Regions from separate parts of the Homo sapiens genome. Here region 2 is linked to region 1. Evidence: read pairs that join two places in POLR2A ChIA-PET (ENCODE). Cell type or tissue: Panc1. All regions are shown on one strand. Links, peaks and the distances in the headings refer to the core of each region. The heading gives the core; the rest is flanking DNA.

Region 1 (8,327 bases), core at 111-8,110:
CTGTCTTCCACCATGGTCACATCTGAGCAGAGCAGGGGGTCAGGGCTGGACACAGCATGCTCCTGAGGCTGGCACGGCAGCAGGCCCCTGCCAGGAACCAGCAATGGAAATAAGGAGAGCGGGGCAAGGCCAGGAAAGAAGAGGCACATGGGGTCAGGAGGGGCTTTGTCACTCACTGGGGGTGAGGCTGGTCAAAGGGCAGGCTCATCTGGCCCAGGCTGGGGGGCATCTGCAGGTGAGGCCTGGAAGTAGGGAGAGCACAGTTAGAGGAAGGCAGGCTAGGCAAATGCAGAGTGGTGCAAAGTCAGGACCACTGAGTGAGGAAACAAGCTCCAGCTCCTTATCCTGACTTAGTCATGGCCTGGGCAAGCTATTTCTATGCTCTGAGCTCAGTCTTCTCATCTGTAAAATGTGCGTGTTATGGGGGTGGATTAGCCAATTTCTAATGTTTCTTTGGACTCTGAACTTTGGTAGTTCTTAAGTCCCCAAGTCCTCACTCCCGCCTCACCTTCTGGGAAGGGAGATGTTGTGTCTTGACTAAGTTAATAAGCACCCGAGTGTCATACTTCGGGAAGAAAAATGTCTAGGCCATTTCAAGGCCAAAACAGATGAGTAAACAAAAACCAATACAGCAGAGAAGTGACAGTGGCTCTCAGGGGCAGGACAGAAAATAATAATAACAGTCATGCACCACATTAACGACATTTCTGTCAACTACAGACCACAGTGGTCCCATAAGATTATAATCAAGGCCAGGCAGAGTGACTCACGCCTGTAATCCTAACGCTTTGGGAGGCCGAGGTGGGAGGATCACTTAAGCCCAGGAGTTTGAGACCAGCTTGGGCAGTAAGTGAGACCTTGTCTGCAGAAAAATCTTAAAAAAGAATTAGCCGAGTGTCGTGGTGCACTACAGCAGGAGGATTGCTCGAGCCCAAGAGGCGGAGGTTGCAGGGAGCTAAGATCGCACCACTGCACTCCAGTGAGTGAGACCCTGTCTCAAAAAAAAAAAATTATAATCAAGCTGAAAATTCCTATCACACAAATATTTACCATTATGTTACTATTTCCTTATACTATTCAGAACAGTATCATGCTGCTCGGGTTTAAAGCTAGGATCAATAGGCTACACAATATAGCCTCAGTGTATAGTAGTCTATACCATCTAGGTTTGTGTAATTATACTCAATGGTATTCGCATAATTATGAAACTGCCAAAGACAGAAAATGCTCCTTCATTAAGTGATCCACGACTGGACTTACACAGCTTTTGCTATGAGCCATGCACTATGCTCAGCTTTTTAAGTGTTATGAACTCATTTAATCTCCACAATAATGCAGTGAGGTAGGTTATTATTATTAGCATTATTATCCCCCATTGTGCAGATAAGGCACCAAAGGCTAAGTAATTTGCCCCAAACCAGTAAGTGGTGGAGCTAGAATTCAAACCTAGGCAGTCCAGATCTTAACTACTACCCCCTCATTAGAGTGGACAGAAGAGAAGAAGACAGGCTGTTAGCATTTGCTGCTCCTTTCTCACAGAAGAGCCTCTTCTAACAATTCAAATGCCCACCCCCTTAGAGTGGGATGGTATCCCCATGAGGTTTTTCACTTACTCCTGGAAGGCTGACAACACGTTGACTGATTCTTCTGGGGAGAGGCCTTGATACGGGGGGATGGAGTGAGAGTGTGGTGGGTACACCTGGGGCCTGGGGAAAGAAAACAGACCCCCTGATGCCAGCCCTTCTCCTGGACACCACCACACCCTGCTTTTGAACAGGTGTCCCTCTCATGGAAAGGAAGATTCCCTGTTCAGCCCCCAGTGCCAGCTCTCCCAGCTGCCCATGCTAAGATTAGCCCATCTGCACAGACCACTCCCATTCCTGTCTTTCCAGCTCCTTACACCATATCTGGGCCAAGCTGCATGCTCATGGAGGAATCAGGGGCCATTCCAAGGTCATAAGAAGGCACCATGGTAGGCATCTGGAGCTCTGGGGTAGGAAGTGGTTGGTCCCTGGAGGAGGGAAGGAGGTACATGTGACTGACCAAGGGTTGATGCCACCCCTCCTTCCTGCAGATAAGCACTAAGCCCCTGACCTACCCACTGTCCATACCACCACACTCACCTTTCCACGGTCATCTTGATGGTAGCTGGGACATAACCCCTGCCATCCTTACCCATCTGTTCAGCTGTTGTGAGAAGGAAAAGACAGCCATGGAGTGCTCTGGGGTTAGGGAGGAAGGGAGGTGGAAAAGGTGGGCATGGATCATGGGGAAGTAAGAGAAGCACAGCTATGAAATAGGGAGTGACATCAGGATGACACGCGGGCAGGGAGAGGAGGGCAGCGGGGAGCAGGGAGGAAGTGGGTGACAGGAAGGAATCAGAGCTGCCAGTTCCAGCTCACGCTTGTAGTGGCTCCGGAAAGCCTCATCCTTGGGCTTCTTGGGATAGAGATTTTTGAGCTGAGCAAGATCCCGGATTCGGTCCCCCAGTGAGCGAATGGACAGGTCTTTGGCAGAGAATGGCTGGATGTTCTCTATCTGTGGAGAGCCTATGGTAGGAAGGAGACCCTGAGATCCCTCTGTCCGGACTTTCTTCCCCTTCCCCAACCCCTACCATAAGACCTGTTCTCACTCCACCAAGGCAAGGGAGAGAGGACCTAGGGTGGGGCTCCTGAGGGAGAGAGACCCACTAGTCTCCGTTCCCACAGAGCTCACAGTGAGAAGGTGAACATTTAGACCACAGAAGGAAGAAGAGAAGCTGGAAGAACTTCCTGAAGATCAGGATCGGCATCAGGAAGGTCAGGACATTTCATTCCCAGAAGAAACCCCAGAGGGCACAGGCACAGAGACAGAGGACTGGCTGGGGTGGCCTCACCATCCTGGCCCCGGATGACATGGGCAATGGTGATGCCCCCAATCTCTGAGTCGCTGAAGCGGAGGAGAAAGGTTCCGTCGGGCTCATTGAGAAGAAGGCTAGTAACGTACTGTTTGCTGATGAAGCCAATGATCAGCCTGGCCGGGATGAAGGAGAGGATGGGGCATGGGCAGTGAGTATGGAGGTGACTGGTGTATGGCTGCTCAGACTACCCAGGGTGGGGACTCACCGGTCAGACCAGTAGCTCCGGAGACAGCGTTTGGTGAGGTCCAGGACACCATCAAACCACTGCCAAAAGGTGAAGCCACGGCCCAGCAGGATCTCCTAGGGGGAGAGGGGGAAAGGTGTGAGCCGAGGGAGGGCCAGAGCTGGAGCCTGTTTAGGGCAGGCAGTGAGCTGTGAGTGCCCTCACGACAGAATCACAGGGCTGAGGATCAGACCGAACCTGAGACTCCATCAATGACAACGACCAATCCTAATGCTTACACGTGCCAGCCACTATTTCAAGCCTTTCCATATATTTATTTGCTCTTTACCAGGCTATGGAAGTAGGGATTATAATAATTCCATCTTACAGATGAAGAAATGGAAGTCCAAAAACGTCGAATGACTTGCCCAGGTCTACATAGCTGGTAAGAGGCAGAGCTAGGATTTAAACCCAGGCATTCTGGCCCTGGAGCCCCTCTTAACTACTATGCTACACCCTCTCCCTAAGGAGGTGTGGCAGAGGTGACGCCCAAAGGAAGGTAACCTGCTGGGTGTGACTGTCTTGCTCCCTTTAGCTAACACACCCTCTGGTCACATGAGCATTTCTTTCTTCTCTTTAAAGATTCTGTCTCACACAAAAGAAAGAAAAAGAGAGAAAGAGAAAGAGAAAGAAAGAAAGAAAGAAAGAAAGAAAGAAAGAAAGAAAGAAAGAAAGAAAGAAAGAAAGAGAAAGAAAGAAAGAAAGAAAGAAAGAAAGAAAGAAAGAAAGAAAGAAAAGAAAAAAAAACCAAAACATAAAATAACATAATATAACATAAAATAAAAGAGCAAGAGTCAGAAATATGTGGTTCTCTCCTAGCCATGGCACTCACCTGCTTTGGGAACTTGAACAAACTACATAACCCTCTGAGCATCAGATTCCTCATCTGTAAAATGGGGATAATAATAGTATCTACCTCAAAGAGATGTTGGGAGGATTAAGTGAGATAACATACATAAGGTGTTAAGCACAGCGCCTGGCATATAAGCTGTCAACACGTGGTAGCTGGTATTACTGCACATGTCCCTGTGGGATTTTGTTCAGTTTTTGCAACAGGAATTCTTTTTCTTTCTTTCTTTCTTTCTTTTTTTTTTTAGACAGAATCTCATTCTGTTGGCAGGCTGGAGTGCAGTGGCACAATCTTGGCTCGCTGCAACCTCTGCCTCCCAGGTTCAAGTGATTCTCCTGCCTCAGCCTCCCGAGTAGTTGGGACTACAGGCATGCGCCACCATGCCCAGGTAATTTTTGTATTTTTAGTAGAGACGGGGTTTCACCATGTTGGTCAGGATGGTCTCGATCTCTTGACCTTGTGATCCGCCCGCCTCAGCCTCCCAAAGTGCTGGGATTACAGGTGTGAGCCACCACACCTAGCCTTTTTTTTTTTTTTTTTTGATACAGAGTCTTGCCCAGGCTGGAGTGCAATGGTTTCATCTTCCCTGCAGCCTCTACCTCCTGGGTTCACCTCCTGCCTCAGCCGAGTAGCTGGGATTACAGACGCAAACGACCACTCCTGGCTATTTTTTTGTTTTTAGTAGAGACGGGGTTTTGCCATGTTGGCCAGGCTGGTCTCGAACTCCTGACCTCAGGTGATCTATCCGTCTCGGCCTCCCAAAGTGCTGGGATTACAGGCATGAACCACCATGCCTGGCCTTTTTTTTTTTTTTTTTTTGAGACAGAGTCTTGCTCTGTCACCCAGGCTTGAGTGCAGTGGTATGATCTCAGCTCACTGCAACCTCCACCTCCTGGGTTCAAGCAATTCTCCTGCGTCAGCCTCCCATGTAGCTGGGATTACAGGCATGTGCCACCGCAACTGGCTAATTTTTGTATTTTTAGTAGAGATGGAGTTTCACCATGTTGGCCAGGCTGGTCTCAAACTCCTGACCTCAGGTGATCCACCCACCCCGGCATGTCAAAGACTGGGATTACAGGCATGAGCCGCTGTGCCCGGCCAGGAACTATTTTTCCAACAGGTCAAAGTCACTTTGAATCAGAGCTCTGTTTACACACAACCTGGGTGAGTCATGCAAGTCACTGGTAAAGAGGAAGGACAGATGGCCCCCAGACCAAAACCTCAGGGATGTCAGAGAACGCATCTCCAGAGCCAACCCCCAGGCCTGGGGTTTTTCCTCCCTGGTCCATGACAGGCCTTCCTAAAGGACCTGAGGGGGCACTGTGGAGAATCCAGTGGAAGGTCCCTGCATGGAGGCTGAGCAGGCCCTGAGTGCCCCAGGGATGAAGAGCTTGGGGGTGGGAGGTCCAAAGGGCAGGAGAATGACCTTGTTGAACTGCGACCAGGACACAGAACGGTGCTGGAAGGCCTCCATACTGAGGCTGTTGTCATTGAAGATCTTCTGGGCCAGGAAGAGGAAGTGCTCTGGGAGCAGCCCCCGGTTGGTCCCCACCTCAGCCATGAACTTCAGGTTCAGAGTTTCACACATCTTCTCCCAGGGCACCCGCTCAGCCACCACAAAGGGCACGCGGTCCTGGGGAGAAGGGGGAAGAAGAGAGCACTGCAGGCTACCGTCTTGTTATTCCTCGGGCCGGCCTTCATCCCTCCCACCTGCCTGTGGCCTACCCCTCCACAGCCCCTGATATCGCTCACAAACATGCTGTTTTTTCTAGGTTACAGTGCTGTGGCCTGATAGTTGTTAAGACTGGGGTGAAAAGAGGTCAGAAGCACGAAAGCAGGCCCATGAGAAAGTGTTAAGGTCACACCCATTTAAACATGCCCACCACCCCATCAGCAGGCCTGCACCACTGCCCATGTTAGAACCCACCCTGCCCCTGTTCCCTCCAACTCCAGGACTTTCCTCACCATCTCAGAGAAGGCATTGTCCCACAGGATAGTGGCTTTGGCATTGTTGTCTTGGTTGCCATGGACGATGACCACCAGGGGCAGAGACAGGGCCTGAAGAGGGTGAGGACAGGGGTTTCTTTTCTTTCTTTCTTTCCTTTTTTTTTTTTTTTTTTTTTTTTTTTTTTTTTTTTTTTTTTTTTTTTTAGATAGTATCTCACTCTGTTGCCCAGGCTGGAGTGCAGTAGTGCAATCTCAGCTCACTGCAGCCTCAGCCTTCAGGGCTCAAGTGATCCTTCCACCTCAGCCTCCTGAATAGCTGGAACTACAGAAATGTACCACCTAATCCAGCTAATTATTTATTTATTTATTTTTGAGACAGAGTCTCGCTCTGTCACTCAGGCTGGAGTGCAGTGGCGCGATCTTGGCTCACTGCAAGCTCTCCCTCCCAGGTTCACGCCATTCTCCTGCTTCAGCCTCCCGAGTAGCTGGGACTCAGGCGCCCGCCACCATGCCTGGCTAATTTTTTGTATTTTTAGTAGATACGAGGTTTCACCGTGTTAGCCAGGATGGTCTCGATTTCCTGACCTCATGATCCGCCCGCCTTGGCCTCCCAAAGTGCTGGGATTACAGGCGTGAGCCACCATGCCCGGCCAATTTTTTATTTTTTGTAGAGATTGGATCTCCCTATGTAGCCCAGGCTGGTCTTAAACTTGCAGGCTCAAGCGATCCTCCTACCTTGGCCTCCCAAAGTGCTGAGTTGTTTTGTTTTGTTTTTGAGACATAGTCTTGCTCTGTCGCCCAGGCTGAAGGGCAGTGGCGCAATCTTGGCTCACTGCAACCTCCGCCTCCTGGGTTCAAGCGATTCTCCTGCTTAGCCTCCCGAGCAGCTGGGACTACAGGCCTGCACCACCACGCCCAGCTAATTTTTGTATTTTTAGTGGAGACGGGGTTTCACCATATTGGCCAGGCTGGTCTTGAACTCCTGACCTTGTGATCTACCCACCTCGGCCTCCCAAAGTGCTGGGATTACAGGCTTGAGCCACCATGCCCAGCCGGACAGGGGTTTCTTAGTGAAGCAAGAAGTTTCCTCAGGGGACTGGCTCTGAGCACTCAGAGAAGTTATTGGACTCACACATCATAATCAAAAAGCTCATGCCATGTTATTAAATGCGTTCTGAAGCTCAATCAGGGCCTCACCGTAGAGAAGTGGTTATTAGTCATCGCTATGGAACCAGACCTCCAGGTTTCAAATACCAGCTCCAACACTTAGCTGTGTGACTGGGACAAACTACTTAAACTCTCTGTCTCAATGTCCTTATCTATAAAATGAGGCTGATAATACTGCCTACCTCATAATGTTATTGTGAAAACCAGACGTGTGTGTGCTGGCACGCATGTGCGTATGTATCATTTAATAGAGTGCCCTGGTCTATAGGAAGTGCTTCCGAAGTGTTTGCTGCTATCCACTACCATTCCCTGCCCTGTGCACTCCATGCTCTTGCTCACCCCCACTCACCCGGGCCCCAGTGTGCATGAATCCCAGACACATGGGGTATGGGGCAGTCACAAGAGGTGAGGGTCCAGGGCCCTTGTGTGTGGCATTGGAGGAGGACTCGGGGTCCCAGATTGGGGCAGGGCTGGGCCACGGTTCACCTGGAGCTGGATGGGGAGTTTGCCGGGGCCAAGTGTGAAGCTGGCAGAGAAGAGCACAGCGCACTTCTCCTCTGTGACAGACTCAGTGCCCTTCCGCTCACACCGCTTGATCTTCTTGAGAAGCTGTGGGTGGGGTGAGGGAGAGCAAGGGCGAGGTCATGAGGACAGAGACCGCTCCTCCTGGGCTTCCTGACATCCTCTCCAAGGAGAGTCCCACAGTCTCCTAGTGGTGCCCCCCTCACTGCACCCCAAAGCCCCTCACCAGGTTCTTGAACAGGGCAGAGCAGCAGTTCCCAGGAATGCTGTTCTCCAAGGGCACAGTGTTGTTGATGATTTCTCCAGTGCTTTCTCTGCCAGGGGAGGTCAGAGTGTGAACGAGCTCATCTCACTGTCGTCAGGTGTGGCGAGTGCATGGGTGAGTGTAGACTACCCACTGTCACCAGCCCTAAATCTCCATGTCTCTGTTTGGGTTCTTAAGGGAGGAGTCCCCATCTTGGCCAAATCATGATGCCCCCACCCCATTCCAGCCCTAAATGGGTCCCTCCCTTTCCTCTGCCTTGACCATTCAGGGTCTCCACATCCCATGGCCCTCCCTCCCCATCCCTTGCTCTTTTCAGTGCCAGCCCTCCAGGCTGCCTCCATCACCCTAACAGCCCTTCTCCAACCCCAGGTCCAATCCCAGCTTACGCTCCAGCCCCAGGACCCTGAGGCACACTCAGCTCCCGCGCCTGCTTCTCTGTCACCATGTCGGCCCT
Region 2 (8,327 bases), core at 76-8,075, 490 kb after region 1:
AAGCAAATCACGTGATCATGGGATAGGGGTCCCTTCCCTTTTAGGTAGCCAAAGCAGAGAGGGAAGGCAGCATACGTCAGCATTTTCTTCTATGCACTTATAAGAAAGATCAAAGACTAAGATTTTCACTATTTCTTCTACCGCTATCTACTAAGAACTTCAAAGAGGAACCAGGAGTACAGGAGGAACATGAAAGTGGACAAGGAGCGTGACCACTGAAGCACAGCACCAAAGGGAGGGGTTTAGGCCTCTGGATGACTGCAGGCAGGCCTAGATAATATCCAGCCTCCCACAAGAAGCTGGTGGAGCAGAGTGTTCCCTGACTCCTCCACGGAAAGGGAGACTCCCTTTCGCGGTCCGCTAAGCAACAGGTGCCTTCCCAGGCACTGGTGTTACCGCTTGACCAGGGAGCCCTCAAATGGCCCTTATGCGGGCGTGACAGAGGGCTCACTTCTTGCCTTCTAGGTCACTTCTCACAATGTCCCTTCAGCACCTGACCCTATACCTGCCGGTTATTCCTAGGTTATATTAGTAATGCCACAAAGAGTAATATTAAAAGCTAATGATTTATAATGTTTATACTGATGATTGATAATTGTCCATGATCATCTCTATATCTAATTTGTATTGTAACTACTCTTTATTCTAACTATTTTCTTTATTATACTGCAACAGTTTGTGCCTTCAGTCTCTTGCCTTGGCACCTGGGTAATCCTTTGCCCACAACTCCTGACCTCAGGTGATCCTCCCGACTCGGCCCCGCAAAGTGCTGGGATTATAGGCGTGAGCTACCGCATCTGGCTTTTTTTTTTTTTTTTTTTTTTTGAGACAGAGTCTTGCTCTGTCGCCCAGGCTGGAGTGCAATGGCATGATCTGGGCTCACTGCAACCTCTGCCTCCTGGGTTCAAGCGATTCTCCTGCCTCAGCCTCTCAAGTAGCTGGGACTACAGGCACCTGCCAACATGCCCGGCTTTTTTTTTTTTTTTTTTGAGATGGAGTCTCACTCTGTCACCCAGGCTGGAGTGCAGTGGCGTGATCTCTGCTTGGCGTGATCTCTGCTTGGCGTGATCTCGGCTCACTGCTACCTCCGCCTCCTGGGTTCAAGTGATTCTCCTGCCTCAGCCTCCTGAGTAGCTGGGATTACAGGCTCACGCCACCACGCCCGGCTAATGCCCGGCTAATTTTTGTATTTTTGTAGAGACGAGGTTTCACCATGTTGGCCAGGCTGGTCTTGAACTCCCAACCTCAGGTGATCCTCCCGCCTCGGCCTCCCAAAGTGCTGGGATTACAGGCGTGAGTCACCGCGCCCGGCTTCGTTCTTTCTTGTCTCCATGTCTTTGTATGCTGTTCTCTTTGTCTAGACAGCCTTTTAACCTCTATTCCTGAACTCCACCCACCCTTCCAAACTCAGTAAAGTCTCTATCCTCTTTGAAGCCTTCCCTGACCAGCTACACTTCCTTTCTTTGTATCATTGTCTTTGCTTCATACACAGTTCTAGGATAGCTCATACTTTGCATACTGCAAACTTGATCTCCATTGGCCAGCCAGTGCCATTAGACTCCCAACTACTTCGGGGCAGTCACTGTCCTATACCCTGCTTCAATAAAAGGAAAATCAGCCCCTAGAACAGGACCTAGTACAACTAAGTGCACAATAAATACTTGTTAAATGAATGAATGAATTTCAAGACGCTTGAGACCACTGGTAAGAATTTTGGGTTTCCAAAACCCTCCCCTTCCCAACCCCCATTCGGTAAGAATGCTTTCGCATTAGCATCAGGTCCGAGGTTACTCATTAGAAACTGGGCAAAGCCGGAAGGCGGCCACTTTGCAGCAAAGAAGCCCTAGACCTTGGGAGTCAATCAGGCCAGCCCAGGCCGCACCACGGTCTCCTAGTTGACAGTTCGAGGGGCCTCGCGGGCCGCTTGCTTCGTCAGCTTACAGGGATCCCGCACGCCAGGTGAGCCCACACACTGAGCGGACATTGGGGCAGGCAGGCAGGCGCCGGGGGGCGGGGCCAGCGTCGCCCCGCCCCGTCCTGCCTCGCCCTGTTCGCGCGTCCGCTGTCCGGCCTCCGGTCACGTGACAGCAGCGCAGGTGAGCGCCGCTTCCGGGGTCGGGCGCCTGGATAGCTGCCGGCTCCGGCTTCCACTTGGTCGGTTGCGCGGGAGACTATGGCGTCCTCCTCGGTCCCACCAGCCACGGTATCGGCGGCGACAGCAGGCCCCGGCCCAGGTTTCGGCTTCGCCTCCAAGACCAAGAAGAAGCATTTCGTGCAGCAGAAGGTGAAGGTGTTCCGGGCGGCCGACCCGCTGGTGGGTGTGTTCCTGTGGGGCGTAGCCCACTCGGTGAGAACCAGCCCTAGACCCCCGCAGCCCTGTCCAAACCCCTCGGCTCCGAGGCGTCCCTGTTTCCAGGCTCCAGCCTCCGGAGCCCCACGCAGTGCCACTCCCCTCCCCCGGGTTGTCTTGGTCCCTGCCCACCAACCCCAGGTGTTCCCCCAGCAGGTTTTCTGACTGTGGACTTTTTTCTCCCCAACAGTTCTTTACTGCTCCACTCTAGTTCCACCTTCCCCCCGTGAAATCCAGCTCCCTGTGCTTTGACTCCTTCCTGCCATGTCTAGCTTCAGCCTCAGGCTACGCGGACTGGCCAGGACCGGGCGCAAGCGGGGAGGACATTAGGGGGAGTGGCTTTTTCTCGGGTGGTTGTTGGTGAGAGTGTAGGTGGAGGGTGAGGGGCCGAGGGGAGTAGATGGATGAAAAGGTTCTTTCACTTTGCTTTCCACCTTGCTTCCCAGCCCCGGTCCTTGGCTTTTGAATCTTGGTTTTGTCTCGGGGAAGCTCCAGGTTTCCTGGGCTTTCTAATCCTGCTTGTCCCTTCCTTTCCCTTCCAGAGGTACAGCATTTTAGAGAAGCTACCCCACCCTGAGCTAGAAGTTGCACACTCTCAGGACTTATGTATATATGCCTTTGGTCTTAACTGCATCCTTATCGCTGGCTAGAGCGATCGTGTTTGGTGTAGGTGGTGGCGATTGTTGACCAAAGAGAAGGCTGAGGGGCTCTGTTCCTGAGGTCACTATGGTGGTGAACTTTTGAAGCAGGAAACTGCTCTGGGAGTCAGGAGGAGGCCAAGGAGACCTCCATCCCCTTTCCTGAGGATACCTCAGCTGAAAGAAGCACAGCCATTGCCCATCTTCCGTCAGGTCTGGAGTGGGAGAAATGCAGTTATCTTGAATGTGACACGGAATATTTTCGAAATCAGCGTTCTTGAATATAGTCATGGCTAGGCTGTGGAGATGGAAGTTGTGAGGAAGAATACGCGTTTTGTCACATTTTTAATTTGTGGTAAAGAATTTCTTAACCAAAAATTAAGAATGTTGTTTGTGGCCAGTCGGATCTCTTTTGGATTTGTGGCTCTCTGGGTGGTAAGCTCTTAGTGAGTATTCAGTGGAAGGCACTTGGTATGGGGAAGGCTGATGGAGGTAGGGCTGCCTCTCATATGTACCTTCCAGGTGATTCATCCATTCCCTGTGGGATGCTTAACAGGGAGGGTTTTCCCTTGTTAAGGATTGGGGGAGTTACATGTAAGACCTACCTCAGCTTCACTAGGTATATATACTTTAGCCCCAGCACCCCACCCTCTGCCAACACACATCTACTTCAAGTGTTTGGAATGGAGAAATTCCTTGAACATATGTCTTAGTGATGATTCAGCTTGCTTAGCAGGTGGGGAGGAGGGGGCAGGAGGAGCTATAGCTGAATTTTAGGCTGGGAGTCTCAAGTGGCTTTTTTTTTTTTTTTAATCTGGAGGGATATGTTCTGTCCTCCTTTTCTACTGAGAACGGGAGGAGTTGGTTGCACTGCAGTGTGTGTGATTTAGGTTAGACTGCAGTTCATAGCCTCTGTGGAATGATCTAGTAAGGATAGGCAAGGCATTCATTTATTCAATTAATAGACATGTCAGGATCACTGTGTGCCAAACATTGTGCTAGTTAGACACCTGAAAGATGCAGACGACTAGAATGAGCCCTTGTTCTTGAAGAGCTCACAATCTAGATGGGAGAACTTACATAAACTAGTGATTAGAGTCATGCAGTAACAAAGGCAGGTGAAAGGTACTGTAGCAACACCAAGGAGAAAGCACGGCTCAGGATTTTTAAGTACTAGAGCTCCCTTTCTACCCTGAATTAGCAGACTGCAGATCCTGGGGGCCGAGGAGAGCATGTGATGCTTGTGTCCTTTGGGCTGTGGATTAGTTTGGCTTTAGGGAACAGACGCCTAATGAGCTCATATCCTCTGATTGCCTGCATTCGCTCTGAAATCAGCTGCTCTTCCTTTACCTTACACCTTAGACAGGTGGGGGCCTACTGCAAACAACTGGGTCAGAGTGGTCTAGGAAGACTGGTCCTGTTTGCAAAGAGATGCCTTTTGCAGGATATGGACATTTATCCTTTTTGCTGTGGTTGGCCCCACAGAATCCCATTAACACTCTTGTGCATTTTTAAAATGCCTTTTTTTTTCTTTTTCTAATGGAACATGTAGCTGCCTTGAGCTTGCAGAGTTTTTTTTTTTTTTTTTTTTTTTTTTTTTTTTCTAGAATTTCTCACAGCTTTAAAAATAGTCCTGAGTTGCTTACAGGGTTAGCCTAATATAAAATGACTGTTGTGAGCATGAAGTTCCATGGGGGTGGGCGTGTTGGGGGCTGTGTGTGAGGGTTGCTTACTGTAGTCCTTCTTGGGCAGCAGAAGGGTTAGACACATTCTCTCACTTCTGTCAAGCATATGCATAGCCAGTGTTTTTAAAGGAATGAGGTCTGAGTGGCCCTTGCATGACTGCTGCCCAGACACAGTGTATGGGTAGCTCTCCACACCCTTCTTCATGGCTTCCCTATTCATGGTTTGGCTTATCAGATCAATGAGCTCAGCCAGGTGCCTCCCCCGGTGATGCTGCTGCCAGATGACTTTAAGGCCAGCTCCAAGATCAAGGTCAACAATCACCTTTTCCACAGGTAAGTGATGATCCTTGCCATTCTCATGTCAACCTTCCCAGAAAGGAGTAATAAATAATTTTAAAAGTTTCAGTGAGTTGAAAATTTAACATCCTTCCCAAATGCAGAAATTAGTTTTGTGCAAGGAAACCATGAGAATAATTTCTGGTGTTCCCTATATCCTTATATGAATCAGTGTTATCTCTCCTCTAGCCTGGCAATTCCATAGAGTAAATATGTACAGATACCATTACCTGCTCTTTCTCTCTTTTTCTGCTTGTGACCTTGGAGATGCCATGAGAACCATTAGCTTCTGACAGGGACTCCTTGAAAGAAAAACTTGAATTCTCTACTAAGCCCTCCTAGGAAAAGAAGATGCCATTCAAAACAGTGGTGTCTGTTGCTGACTTTAGAATGCTTCTGACTTGCTTGAGATTTGGGAAATGCTGCTGTTTGGATGGGTAGTAGATCCTGGCTCTACTATACCACTTACCAACCATGTTACTTAGGCAGGTCACTGAATCACTCTGAGACAGTCTCCTCTTCTATAAAATGGAAATAATATGTTTTTATAGGACCTCACAAGGGCCAGGCGTGGTGGCTCATGCCTGTAATCCCAGCAGTTTGGGAGGCCAAGGCGGGTGGATCACTTGAGGTCAGGAGTTCGAGACCAGCCTGCAAACATGGCAAAACCCTATCTCTACTAAAAATACAAAAAATTAGCCAGGCATGGTGGCGCATGCCTGTAGTCCCAGCTACTTGGGAGGCTGAGGCAGGAGAATTGCTTGAACCCGGGGGATGGAGGTTGTGGTGAGCCGAGATTGCACCACTGCAGTCCAACCTGGCAACAGAGTGAGACTCTGTCTCAAAAAATAATAATAACAAATAAAAATTAAAAAAAAAGGACCTCACAGGGTTTTATGAGAATCAAATGAGGTAATATGTCTGAAGGTACTTTATAAACTACCAAGTGTATGTAAATGTAATATTGTTTGTTTTCTTACTTTGAAAACCTGAATTTCAGGGAAAATCTGCCCAGTCATTTCAAGTTCAAGGAGTATTGTCCCCAGGTCTTCAGGAACCTCCGTGATCGATTTGGCATTGATGACCAAGATTACTTGGTGAGAGTCCATTAAGGGGTGAGGGTAGCCCTTTCTCCCCAGCAACTGAGGAGTACTATTTGGGACAGCCATATTTGGAGAAATGAGAGTCTTGGCAAATATAATTCTTTACCTTTTTGTGATTGCAGCATTTTCAAAAATTTAATGAAAATTATAAACCTTGTCCTTGGGGGAAAAGATGTAGATACATTAAGAATTTTGGCCAGGCGCTGTGGCTCACGCCTGTAATCCCAACACTTTGGGAGGCCGAGGCGGGCAGATCACCTGAGGTCAGGAGTTCGAGACCATCCTGGCCAACATGGCAAAACCCTGTCTCTACTAAAGATATGAAAATTAGCCAGGTGTGGTGGCGCACGTCTAGTCCCCGCTACTTGGGAGGCTGAGGCAGGAGAATCACCTGAACTTGGGAGGCGAAGGTTGCAATGAGCTGAGATCGTACCACTACACTCCAGCCTGGGTGACAGAGCGAGACTCCTTGTCAAAAAAAAAAAAAAAAAAGAATTTTGCATTCAGTTTCCTTCAGTCCACATATGGACACCTGATGAGGAACTGTGCTGAATCTCCTACCCCAGGGATTCATCCACTTTCAGCTGACCATTTTCCTATGACTTGTTTCTGCATATAAAGAGGGAGGAAAAGAGCTCTGGCCTATTCTGTGTCCCCAGGTGTCCCTTACCCGAAACCCCCCCAGCGAAAGTGAAGGCAGTGATGGTCGCTTCCTTATCTCCTACGATCGGACTCTGGTCATCAAAGAAGTATCCAGTGAGGACATTGCTGACATGCATAGCAACCTCTCCAACTATCACCAGGTCAGGCCTCTCTCTAGCCCCATTCTTTCCCTCTCCTCCCTACTCACATATAGCTCAGCTATTGTCAGTAATAGATGCCAACTGGGGAGAAAACTCATTGGAAGAGAGAATCCATAATCATATCCAGCCCTAAATGGGATGAGGGAAGCTATTCTGTCTGATAAGATTTACAGGCTGGGGGCAGTGGCTCACACCTGTAGTCCCAGCACTTTGGGAGGCTGAGGCGGGAGGATCACCTGAGGTCGGGAGTTCGAGACCAGTCTGACCAACATGGAGAAACCCCGTCTCTACTAAAAGTACAAAATTAGCTGGGCATGATGGCTCATGCCTGTAATCCCAGCTGCTCAGGAGGCTAACGCAGGAGAATCACTTGAACCCGGGAAGCGGAGGTTGTAGTGAGCCGAGATCGTGCATTTGCACTTCAGCCTGGGCAACAAGAGCAAAACTCCGCCTAAAAAAAAAAAAAAAGATTAAAAAAAAAAAGATTTACTTGGAATGTGGAGTTTATGGAATGTTTTGGCAGTAAAAACACTCTTCTTGAACATCTCTACTGAAGAAAAATTTCACCAAAATCAGTGAGCAAGGAATACATCAGAGTCCAAAAGGAGTCTTTGGTTTATGCAACAAATATTGAATACCTCTTATTAGGCCCTATGTTAGGCAGTAGAGTAGGAGGTAAATGAAACATCTGTGGCCCTTACAGATCCCTTGGTCTGATGGCAGTGACCAGTGACCCAGTATTAGCACACCGCAAGATATATACAATAGTAGAAGTCTGTACAGAATATTCTGAAGCTAGTGAAGAGCATCCGAACTCACCTGGGGAAGGAAATGCACCTGGGAGGCTAAAGAGAGTTTTTTAGAGGAGATACTGTAAGAGTTGATCCTTGAAGGACTAGTAGAGGTTAACCATTGGACAGGGTGGAAGAGCATTCTAGGCAAAGGAAAACAGCACTTGTAAGGCACAGAGCCATGAGAGAACTTGGTGTTAGAAAACAGCAAGAAATTCCATTTGGATGGGATGTAGTACTGTGGAAATAGGCAGGAGCCAGATTGTAAAGAGGCTTATAAGCCCCACAAAGAAGTTTGGACTTTATCCTGAAGGTGGTTTTGCAAGGGGCGTGATATATTTGTTATTTAGAAATATTTAGAAAATGTGACAGCGTTTTAGAGAATGGATTGGTGGGAGGGAACACTGGAAGGGTGGATACCAGTTAGGAGGTAATTTTAATAGTCCAGGGTAGAAACAATGAAGGCCTGGGGGAGCGATGGTGGTGGGGATAGAAAGGAAGACCTATGGGAGAACTGAGAGTTAAGACACAGGGGCCTCCAAGTTCCTGGTTAGGGATAACTGGGTGCCTATTCACCAGAAATTAGAAACAGAGGAACAGGTTTTTGGAGGAAGAAAGTTC

The links. ChIA-PET counts read pairs that join two places held together with the same protein. Peaks named below come from ENCODE experiments on the same cell type or tissue, not always from the same donor. Only the 100,000 strongest peaks of a DNase experiment are listed, where the experiment ranks them.
Region 2: POLR2A ChIA-PET joins it to region 1 with 13 read pairs; 3 of 35 experiments call an interaction of 5 or more read pairs at or near these places.

What each region holds. Positions count from the first base shown.
Region 1 is chr12:57,096,892-57,105,218 of GRCh38, forward strand. STAT6 (signal transducer and activator of transcription 6) reads right to left here. Exons shown (of 22, transcript NM_003153.5): 9 at 8,260-8,327; 10 at 7,835-7,922; 11 at 7,573-7,695; 12 at 5,938-6,030; 13 at 5,399-5,605; 14 at 3,105-3,199; 15 at 2,876-3,012; 16 at 2,403-2,549; 17 at 2,124-2,187; 18 at 1,901-2,011; 19 at 1,614-1,706; 20 at 177-242; 21 at 1-87. Among named protein-coding and RNA genes, the nearest start is that of STAT6, 10 kb to the right of the region's middle. RefSeq lists enhancers at 3,129-3,651, 4,934-5,434, 5,435-5,935. In Panc1, for the core only: no CTCF peak of the experiment used is centred there; no DNase peak of the experiment used is centred there.
Region 2 is chr12:57,589,117-57,597,443 of GRCh38, forward strand. It overlaps PIP4K2C (phosphatidylinositol-5-phosphate 4-kinase type 2 gamma), which reads left to right and starts at 2,076. Exons shown (of 10, transcript NM_024779.5): 1 at 2,076-2,347; 2 at 4,909-5,006; 3 at 6,010-6,106; 4 at 6,772-6,915. The coding sequence starts at 2,174. RefSeq lists enhancers at 1,684-1,733, 1,814-2,315 and a silencer at 1,914-2,173. In Panc1, for the core only: no CTCF peak of the experiment used is centred there; a DNase peak (open chromatin) is centred at 1,799; H3K4me3 peaks cover 2,254 bases; H3K27ac peaks cover 1,924 bases.